Linked DNA regions of Homo sapiens: region 2 is linked to region 1. A link is an interaction called in ENCODE POLR2A ChIA-PET data of the cell type or tissue named here. Cell type or tissue: MCF 10A. All regions are shown on one strand. Each heading gives the region's core, and the rest is flanking DNA. Links, peaks and the distances in the headings are about the cores only.

Region 1 (5,384 bases), core at 256-5,255:
AAAATCTTACATTGGTATGGTACGTTTGTTACAAACAATTAACAAATATGTATACATTATTATTAACTAAAATGAATATGTTAGATTTCCTTCATTTTTACCTAATTTCCTTTCTCTGTTCCAGGATCCTATTCAGAATTCCATGTTATTTTTAGTCATCATGACTCCCTAAGCTCTCTTGGCTGTGGTAGTTCTTAGACTTTCCTTGATTTTGATGATCTTGACAGTTTTGAAGAGTGTTGAGCAGGCATTTTGTAGAATGTCCTTCAACTAGGATTTGTCTGATATTTTTCTCATCATTAGATCGGAGTTAGGGGTTCGAGGGAGCAAGACCGCAGAGGTAAAGTGGAGGGTTTTTGTTTGTTTGTTTGTTTGTTTTGAGACAGGGTCTCCCTCTGTCACGCAGGCTGGAATGCAGTGGCACCATCTCGGCTCTCTGCAACCTCCGCCTCCCGGGTTCAAGCGATTCTCCTGCCTCAGCCTCATGAGCAGCTGGGACTACAGGCATCTGCCACCACGCCTGGCTAATTTTTGTATTTTTAGTGGAGACAGGGTTTCACCATGTTGGCCAGGCTGGTCTCGAACTCCTTGCCTCAAGTGATCCACCTGCCTCGGCCTCCCAAAGTGCTGGGATTACAGGAATAAACCACCATGCTTGACCTAAAGCGCCATTTTTATCACGTTATATCAAGACAATATACTATCAACATGGCTTATCACTGCTGGTGTAATGCTTTTGGGATTTATTCACTGCTTACTTTCCCACCCTTTTTCATACTGTATTCTGTAGAGCAATCACTATGCAGAGCCCACAATGAAGGGGTGGAGTTATCTGGAATTCTGCTCAGGAGATTCCTTGAAAAACTGAGATTTGTTGCACATCAGGGAAGCTGTAGGGATTGGTTTGAAGTCTTCTATTTATTGTTTCTCAAATTGTTTCAGCTTTGACCATTACAGGCATATATTTTTAATTTTTTTTTTCAGAGAGCACAGAACTTGGTACAAGCCCTAGCCCTTAGAAATGCTCATCTTAAATTTGTTACATGGACCTTCAGTTTTTCAAAAGCCTCCAGTGGGCTAGATTTTTATTGAAAATGCTTAGGATCCTCATGCTTCTTGTTCCCGAGGCTCCTGGAAACCACCTTTAGTTATCCCGTTTGGTAAGAGGGTTTCATTCTGTCTTGCTTTCTGGTAGTGAGTGGATCAGAAAGTCATAGGGCTGGGAGAAGATGGACTGGATGAGATATGTACGGATATTCTCTTTGCCACTGTACAGCGGCCATTGCAGCTCCTGCCGCAGAGCCCACGGCCCTACGGGCGGGACCCATTTTAACCTGGTAGTGACAGTGCCGCCTCATTGAAGCAGGAAGGATTTTTGTCCATGACACTAGACGTCTCTAAGCAATAAAGTAATTTTGGCAGATGCCGATACCTCTCATGTGATCTTGTTGGGAAGGTTCAGATCCTATCACCTGAGATTATTTACTCTTAAAGACCCTCTGCCTCCTTCCTCAGCCTTTCTGTTTGACAACATAAGATCGCTTTTATCTCCTGCAATGAACACTCCTAGACAAGTCATGTCCGGGTCTTGGTATCAGTAAATTTTTACTGCTGAATATTTTGGGAGAGGTTCTCAGTTAATCCCATTGAGAAAGACCAAGTTAAAGCTTTATCAGTGAGAAACTAATTACAAAATCCTGCCTTGCAAATATTCGAGCTTTTAACAGTGCTTTACTCTTTGGTATCCACGAGGTGGAGCCTTCCCGGGAAGCAGAAAGCATCTTTTGGTGTCCTGTTTTTTGTTTTTTACCCTCGGCAACGCCACGGGTGCCAGGACTAGTTGACACGCCGCCTCAATTTAAGTCATCCATAATTTATACGTTACGAAATGGAACTTTCAAAAGTGTTCCTAGCGTTAGGAGCAAAGAACGCCGGACAAACGCTCGGGAGGCGGCGAGCCTCGCGGTTCTTCCAACAACGCAATCTGTCAGCGCGGCTAGGTTGGTGCCCTCTCCCCCTGTATCGGGGCAGCCCGGCTTAGGGCCGCAGAACCGAGGCTGGGGAGCCCCGCAGGCTGTTGCTAAGAGTCCAGGGGAGGCACGGACTTACCTTATCTGCCCCTGGAAACAGATTTGCTCTTGGATCTTGCACGAAGAGCCCTGTGAGAAACGAAAAGGGAACTTGTGTGATGGCGGCAGATAACGAACATTAGGGTAGAAACTTAGGTTCTTAAAGGGAAGACAGCTTGAGTTCGGAAATGAAGATATATTCCTTCAGGAAGGCCTGTTAAAAACACGAGCTATTGCGAGGTTCCATGGTGTAATGGTTAGCACTCTGGACTCTGAATCCAGCGATCCGAGTTCAAATCTCGGTGGAACCTGTCGTTTCTTCTTGCTTCCTCACTATTTTTTTCTTTCTAAAATAAATTTCCCTCTTAGATATGATTGGCAGGAATCTCCAGTTCATGTGAACCCAAAGTATGACGCGGACTCTGTACGGGGCCCACTGACTCTCTGCTCTATGTTCAGAGCAGGAGACCCTCATACCTCCTTCATTTTACTACCCTCCTCACCACCACCTAACAGATATTCTAATACCCAAAATAATTCGAGTTGAGTTAAACTTTTTACTTGATTTATTGCTTTATGAAATGCAGTTAATTCACTTCAGAGGACAAAAAGGACTCAACAGATTTGAGGGAAAAGAAATATTCTTGTATGTATCTTTTTCCCAAGAGAATGAGGCTTTATAATGCCTTTTAGGTGCAATCACTAGAATTTATAGGTGTTTCATTTGCCACTGAGAAACAAGGATTAGTGAAAATAAATCTGTACTTTAAATAAAAATTGCTTAAACTCTCTTAGGTATTTGAACACTATTGGATCCTCACATGGTAACTTCAATCACTGTCAACACGGTAAGTAAATATCCAGATACACCTTCTAAGTGCTCTGTTGGTCATTTCTGTGACATTAACCCGCCACACAGAATTGCTGTCAATGCTGAATACGTCCCATAGAATGATAGAGCTTTAAAATTGTATCCTAGGATGCCTCTGTGATTATTTTGTCTTCATAAAACTAAATGTCTCTTGTTGCAAGTTAGTTTATTTTCTGGTAAATGTTTGGATTTGTCACAACTTAAGGAAAGACAAAGAAGTTACTGGGTCTCTGAAGAATTAAGGCCAAAGTGCTTTCCTTAGTTTGATTTTATCTATTAGTATTTATAAAATTGTGTCTTTTAATTGTGGATACAGGGTATCAGGCTATATGTTATAATCTTTTTTCATTTAATCTTATATTGCTAAAATTAATCATCTCTTTTGTTGTATGTAGCTACCATTCATTCATTGATTTCATGTTAGCTGCTGTGTAATATGAACATGCCACAGCTCATTCATTCATCTTTCCATTAATGGGAAACCAAGAGATGTTTATAATATAAATTTGATTTTGAATTATGGCAATTCTTGGGTCACAAAAATTAAAAATTATTTTACTGCAGAGGAAATTCCTGATTCTGCAACCATACATTTAATGGAGAATTTATAACTTTGAATTGTCATTTTCATTTTCCAAATGCTTCCACACATAATGATTATTTGCCCTTTTATATTGTACTACCCATTCCTTCTGATTCCTCATGCATTTTCTAGTGTTAACTGCTAGCAGCATTATGTTCCCCAGCATGGAATGCCTTTGCTAGGCCTTATGCCACCACTGCCTCTAAAAGCTTAAATATCTACCTGCATTTAGCAGATATCTATTCATTACCCTTACCAAGGCAAATGTTGCAAGAAAATAGATGCTTACCTTTAATTTAGATGGACCTAATTTGCTTCTAAACATTTCTTCATAGACTTTATTATACTTGCATAAAGATGCATCATGATAAAATACATAATTTTGGAGTTTTTCTCCCTTGTTTATATACATGTTTCTTCTGAAAGAAGAAATACATCTGATTGGAAAACTTAGGGCACATGCGTGCCATCCTAGCTACATAGAAGCCTAAGAAATTGTTTTAGACAGTTTGGACTACTATAACTATATAATGTTTGTTGACTTAAACAACAAACATTTATTTCTCACAATTCTGAAGGCTGGGAAACCCAAAATCAAGGTTCCAGCTGATTCAATGTCTGGTGAGCCCTCCCTTCTTGATTTGCAGCCTACTGTCCTCTTGCTCTATCCTCACATACTGGGGGGACAGAGAGAGAGAGAGAGAAACAGAGAGAGAGAGGCTTCCACATATGCATTTGAGTCCATTCAGTCCATAGCAGGAATTTAGTTATCACAGAACCATTGAGGATGCACAGTTCATTGGTAGAGAATTCTCCCTAGTCATATGAAGTCTTAGGCATATTAGACCACTATGTTCATCAATATGATTATCTATAATTTCTTTTCTTCCTAAACTTTTCTTTTTCCATCAATTTTCTCTTTCATTATGATTCAGCCACAGAATCTGTTAAAATAGGCCGGGCACAGTGGTTCATGCCTGTAGTTTCCACAGTTTCAGAGGGTGAGGTGGGTGGATCACTTAAGGCCAGGAGTTGGTGACCAGCCTGAGCAAGATGGTGAGTCCCTGTCTCTACAAAACTAATATTTGTTAAATAATCTGTTAAAATATTAGTTAATAATTACTAAATTTTGAGATGTAGAAACAAAATGGAACTAAAATGATGAATAACAATAATACACAAAATGGGATGTTGTAATAAGGATCAAATTATACTGGAGTCATTTATCATAATAAAAGATAATTTTTAGAACTGTTTACTGAAGTTATAATTCATGCAAATGCTGAACGAATGACTATGAAATTAGTACTTGTCTGAGGGCATGGCCAAAGCTACGCAGTAGTGCCTCTTTGCTGTGAATAAAATGCCAGGATGTAAAAATTTAAGAATTTTATTGAAAAACTAATTATTATTAGCATTATATTTAATGTATTATATTTTATATTAATATATTACTATAAGAACTGTATTATAATCAAAACTTTACTAGTCAAAATTTCAAAGGTTGATATTATTGTGTATTGATATCATTTACTAGATTTTTCTTCAGTCACCCTACAGCACAGCTGGGCCAAAAAATAGATGCCCACTTTTAACTTAGATGGACTTCATTGCTTCTAAACATCTCCTCTTTTCTTCAAAGACTTTGTTATACTTGCATAAACAAAGATTTGTCATGATATAATACAAAATTTTGGAACGTTTCCCCCTTGTGAAAGTTTAATGTGACAAAATAGACATTTTGCTTTTAAGTTATTTTGACAAAATGAAAAAAATTGTCAAATAGAACTTTTGTTTAAAGACTCAAGGCTAATATAGAAAATAGTTTTTGAAGGTATTTTTAAATATTCTAGAAATGAAG
Region 2 (5,384 bases), core at 292-5,291, 98 kb after region 1:
TGAATTATTCAGCTCCTCAAATCACATTTATTTGAAGGTTAAACCAAATACAAAGAAATATTACTTTTGCATATTTTTTTATAATTTAGAAAGTATTGCAATATAATCATTTGACTTATAGATAAATTCAAAAGTCAACCAATAGCCATCAGTATGCTGATTTATTTCCTTCTAAGATTTTGCTCTGCAAATACACTGAGAATGAAATTGTGATCATTCATAAAGTTTTGTCCTCTGCTTTGTTCACTCAATGGTAGTTCATGAACTTTCTCTGTATTATTAAATGCCGGTTTCTTCTAAAAACCTGTAAGAGCTGCATGATATTCCATATGGATATGGTATGGTAAGATAAGCTTGCACCAAAGTATAATTAAATGCACTGCTGCCTTTACTGAGGAACTCTTCCTACAATCAGTGAGTCAATGGAACTAAAGATGATTAGTGATATAGTTGATTTGCCTTCTGGCACAAGCTCCATATACAATATATACCTATACACATACACATATATGTACCTACATATACCTATATATAGTATATAGTATATAATGTGGTGTTCATAAGTTGAAAAGTGGTTCATTACCTATTTTCTAAAATCCAGATTCACAGCCAGAGACTTGAGCCTGGGAGATGGCAGTGGAGTCAGGGCATCTTTGGGAATGTGGCTAACAAATTTGGTAGAGGAAATGTGTATAGGAACAGGCTACCTATCCACTCCTAATTCCCGCCCCTTCAGCATTCTCCCTTTCATCTTTATTATTTTTCCTTTATGTCTCTGTTTTCTCACCACTGTCCCCTTCCCTCCACCCCCTAACTTATGAGTCTTCTCTAATTCTGAAGGAGCCCAAGTTGAGAAAAGCTCTGTAAAAGAGGCCATACCTAATTTTATCAAGAACTGAAGGTCTGTTTTATCTTTTGGCTCCAGACACCCTCCATGTAAGTTCCCTGGTGCAAGCCTCTGCTGACTTGTGGAAAATGAAGTGAGAAGTAAGAGATATTAAGGCTGGTACTTTTCCAGAATTTCAGTCCTTGCAGGCCCTCGCGTAGCTGCCAAAACACTTGCGATATAATAGTGTGTTTGCAGGTTAACTATTGTGTCACAAGTGCCTTATGTGGTAGAGATTTGAATGCATGCCCTGCCTACTCTTAACTACTGTGTACTCCTTGAGATAAAGAAGTGACATCCACAGTACCTTTCCCATGATTGCTCATGCTTTACTGAATACTGTATTAAATGAATACCTTTAAGAATCAGAAGTCTTAATCTCAGCAGACAAGGAAAGAAAAAGAGCCTACTGAGATACCTTAAGAGCATTAAAAAAACACACCAAAAAAAAAATTAGGTTCAAGCGATTCCTCTGAACATAATAGACCTGTGTTTCACTGAGGTTATACTTTTCTTTAGGCACTAGAAATCAGGAGGCGAACACTGTACCTAAACATAAAACGACATTCTCAAAAACTGCCCTGCACAGGCTTGTTGGGACTTCACGATCCTTCTTGGACCTGCATCCCCCTCTTCTCTGGTACTCGGGTGATGACAAGGAGCTTCAGGAGAAAGGGTCCCTTCTACCCAGGCAAGTTTAGGATTTTGGAAAATAGAAACAAACAACTGGCTCCTCTGGGAGGCGAACCATTGATTCTAAGAAGTTCAGGATGGAGAACAGTGATAAAATTGACCTTGCATTCTCTCCGCTCTCACTCTCTGCCGCGTTAATATGCCCTTCCATTTCTTGTTTTGTTTTCCTATTGTTTGCGTTTATACCACTTCCGGTCACACGGGCATTGTTTTGCCGGTATGACTTTGGGGGATGAAGGTGGGGATGCGGAATATGTGATTGTTTTACCCTTTAAGACCTTTGGGACAGCTGGCTGGATTGCTCTTAAACAGCAGATTTCACAGCCTGTCTTCTGGAAGGGAGAGCTGCGTCCTCGGGATAAGACAGGCGCATAGAGCCTGGATTCCCCGCTTCCCAACCAGTGGCTCGCATTTTTTTCTGAGTTGTTTTAATGTTACTTGTATTTGTCAGTAGTCGAGGACTTTTTAAGTTTTTATTTATTTTATTTTTTTAAGGGATATTGTTTCTTTATGAGCACAGGGCCCCCGACTTGGGACAGGAGACTTCAGATTTATGGTTTAGTTTACTTTTCTACCCCGGTCTGCTTGTCCGAGCCGAATCTCAAATAGCTTTTCTCATGCCCCTCCCGGCCCCTTTCCCCTTGTGGAAGAGAACAAATTTCTGGTTTCTTTGCTACAGCGCCGTTGGATGGAGCTCTTTTATTTGGATTTCGGTGTCGCTCAGTGGAGAAGTAGAAACATGGCAAGGATTTACTCCCTGGGTGGAGGATCCAAAATGATACAATCTTAAAGACGACTGGAGCAGGCGGAGCCTCTCTTGGGCTTCTGTCCCCGGGAGGTGCTTCACTGCCCCTTTCTTTACTGTCTCACCCTTACCCTCACCTGTCAGTGTGGCTCTTTTGATTTATGATTTGGGGGAATTTGAGACAGATGAAGGCACTTTTCCCCCAAGGCGCTAAGAACTGAAGTTCAGAATACCTGGGCATTAAGCAGAGTGAAAAGTACTGCAGACAGTGGGGCGTGGCTAACAATGGCCGAAAGCTAATTGGAGGGGAGGCTAAAATTATTAGAGAATGCAGGGATCTGTGTTGTTTGACCATAAGCCAGAAAATCGGAAGAGGGAGAAAAATGAAAAATCAGCAACAAAACTGGGTCGAGAGTGAAAATAGCTTTAGTAAGAGGAATTAAGTTCAATTCTATCGTGGCCCTGTAGCTCAGCGGTTGGAGCGCTGGTCTCGTAAACCTAGGGGTCGTGAGTTCAAATCTCACCAGGGCCTAACAGACTGCCCTTTGGGTTCTGGTGTTTACCTACACTTCTTGTGTCTTATTTTTATGTTTTTTTGAGACAAAGTCTCGCTCACGTCACCCAGGCTGGAGTGCAGTGGCGCCATCTCGGCTCTATACAACCTCCGCCTTCCGGGTTCAAGCGATTTTTTCCCGCCTCAGCCTCCCGAGTAGATGGGACTACAGGCCTGCACCACCAAGCCCGGCTAATTTTTGTGTTTTAGGGTAGAGACAAGGTTTCGCCATGTTGGCCAGACTGGTTTGGAACTCCTGATCTCAAGTGATCTGCCCGCCTCGCCCTCCCAAAGTGCTGGGACTACAGGCGTCAACCACCGCGCCCTGCCGAAGGGTGCGTTTATTAGATGCCAAAACCTAAAACTGGAAATTATTCAAATCGATAAGCACCCATTTTAGCCCACCTTCTCAGAATACAGGAATGTACTGGTAGCAAAAGTAGGAAATGCTAGAAATACACTCTGGTTCCAAAATGGCAGAAGCAAGCTGGCTTCACTGCTTCCTACTGAAAACCAAAACTAAATACACAGCACCAAAATTATCACCAAACGTAAGGAATTCTAAAATTAAAATTCCTCATAACAGATGGAAATGAAACTGCTGTGCTATCTGAACTGTTGATGATACACGAAATTCAGCTGTGGGAATCTTTGAAGATCTACCAATACAAGAATTAGTGGCAATATAAACCAGCTAATAAATGTCTCTTTCTGATAAACTAATTTGTATCAAATCTCAGTCACCTGCAACCTAAGGAGTCCCCACTAATTTAGTCATTGTAGGCCTAAAGAAACCACATTATAATTATCGATTTTATGATGCTTATTTAATGGACTGTAAGCTCCCTGATAGCAGGCATCATATCTTATTTAATATTGTATCTCAGAGCCTTGCAGAGTATGAACCCTGGTCTCTGCTAAGTAACAGTTTCTTGAATGAAGCACAGCTAAAGAAATACAACCAGGCTGGGCACGGTGGCTCAAGCCTGTAATTTCAGGCCAAGGTAGAATCATTTTAGTCTAGGAGTTTAAGGTTGCAGTGAGCTATGGTCACGCCCCTGGGTGACAGAGCTGAGACCCTGTTGAAAGAAAGAAAAAAAAAGAAAGAAAGAGACAATCAGAATGTAATGAGTTTGTAAATACCGCAGGAGGTAGAAAATTTACCTGAAGCCTGAGAAATCAAAGTCAGCAAATATAGAACAAAGAAAACAACACAGCAAGCCCTGATAAAGATTCTACCTAAATGTAAAGTGACCAATCCTCCTGGTCTCAATTTATGCGTTAGAATCGGAATTGAGCTGCCTGCAAAATTGAACACCCAAAGATAACATCTGAGTGGCTCACATAAATTGTTAAAATCAGTAATCTATATCAGAGACTAAAATGATGGAGTTTCTCTCCACCACATTTGTTCTAAATACTGAATAACATAATAATGTCCACAAGCCACAAATACACTCCTCAAAATGGTAATTTGGATTCTTGAAATAATCCAACACTTTTTGTTGTACTAAGTTTGGAAAATCTACTTTAAATTGCTTAAGAATCAGGACAGGCACAGATTATTCATTTCCACTAAAATCCGCCAGAGCAGCTTTTAGTTGCTTGCACATTAGGACTATCATTCCTTTCTGAAAGCCCTCAGGGTACTTTATGTTTCCATGACTTCATAGATACTGCTTTCTCTGCATGCAATAATAATTTCATCCCTTCTTCTAGCTAAGTCCTACTAATTCAGATTTCAAATAATGTATCACTTTGCCCTCAATCTAGGTGAGAGATGCTTTTTCATAGCACCATTTGCACTCCTTTATTATATTTGAATAATATCTAGTAAATAATAATGTATTTTTTCTTTTCTTTTTTTAGAGGAAGTCTCACTCTTGTCACCCAGGCTGGAGTGCAGTGGCGCGATCTTGGCTCACTGCAACCTCCGCCCCCCGGGTTCAAGCTATTCTCCTGCCTCAGCCTCCCAAGTAGCAGGGATTACAGGTGCCCGCCACTATGCCTGGGTATTTTCTGTATTTTTAGTAGAGATGGGCTTTCAGCATTTTGACCAGGCTGGTCTCGAACTCCTAACCTCAGGTGATCTGCCCGCCTTGCCTTCCCAAAGTGCTGAGATTACAGCGCCTGGCCTCTTTCTGTATTTTTGAAACCACTTTTGCAAAGATTATAACAGTGGGAAAAGTATGACCATAAAAGAGATCTGACCTGACTCCATCTTGGCCTTTGCCTCCAAGCTGCCCTTATTATTCCTGGGTGTAGGTGGAACTAACTTTGGGAGGAATTTAATTTTTAACTATCATTTAAAAGCCGTAGCTTCTGAATTTTCAGGGGGCCTGATTTGAGTAACAGTAAAACTCCAATCTCCCATTTAGCTGGCTTTATGTGTATTAAACTCTTTCTCCATTGCCATTCCCCGTCTTGATAAATCAGCTCCACCTGGGCAGCTGGCAGGACGAACCTTTTGGGCAATTACATTTAGAAGTTTGGTAACCATGAGGATG

The links. ChIA-PET counts read pairs that join two places held together with the same protein. Peaks named below come from ENCODE experiments on the same cell type or tissue, not always from the same donor. Only the 100,000 strongest peaks of a DNase experiment are listed, where the experiment ranks them.
Region 2: POLR2A ChIA-PET joins it to region 1 with 24 read pairs; 11 of 35 experiments call an interaction of 5 or more read pairs at or near these places.

What each region holds. Positions count from the first base shown.
Region 1 is chr6:27,517,221-27,522,604 of GRCh38, forward strand. TRQ-CTG1-2 (tRNA-Gln (anticodon CTG) 1-2) reads left to right here and starts at 2,309; the gene lies at 2,309-2,380. RefSeq lists an enhancer at 1,662-1,951 and a silencer at 2,342-2,391. In MCF 10A, for the core only: CTCF peaks have their summits at 1,775 (motif pointing right) and 1,978; DNase peaks (open chromatin) are centred at 1,781 and 2,281.
Region 2 is chr6:27,615,574-27,620,957 of GRCh38, forward strand. It overlaps TRT-CGT5-1 (tRNA-Thr (anticodon CGT) 5-1), which reads left to right and starts at 2,783; the gene lies at 2,783-2,856. In MCF 10A, for the core only: a CTCF peak has its summit at 2,230; a DNase peak (open chromatin) is centred at 2,308.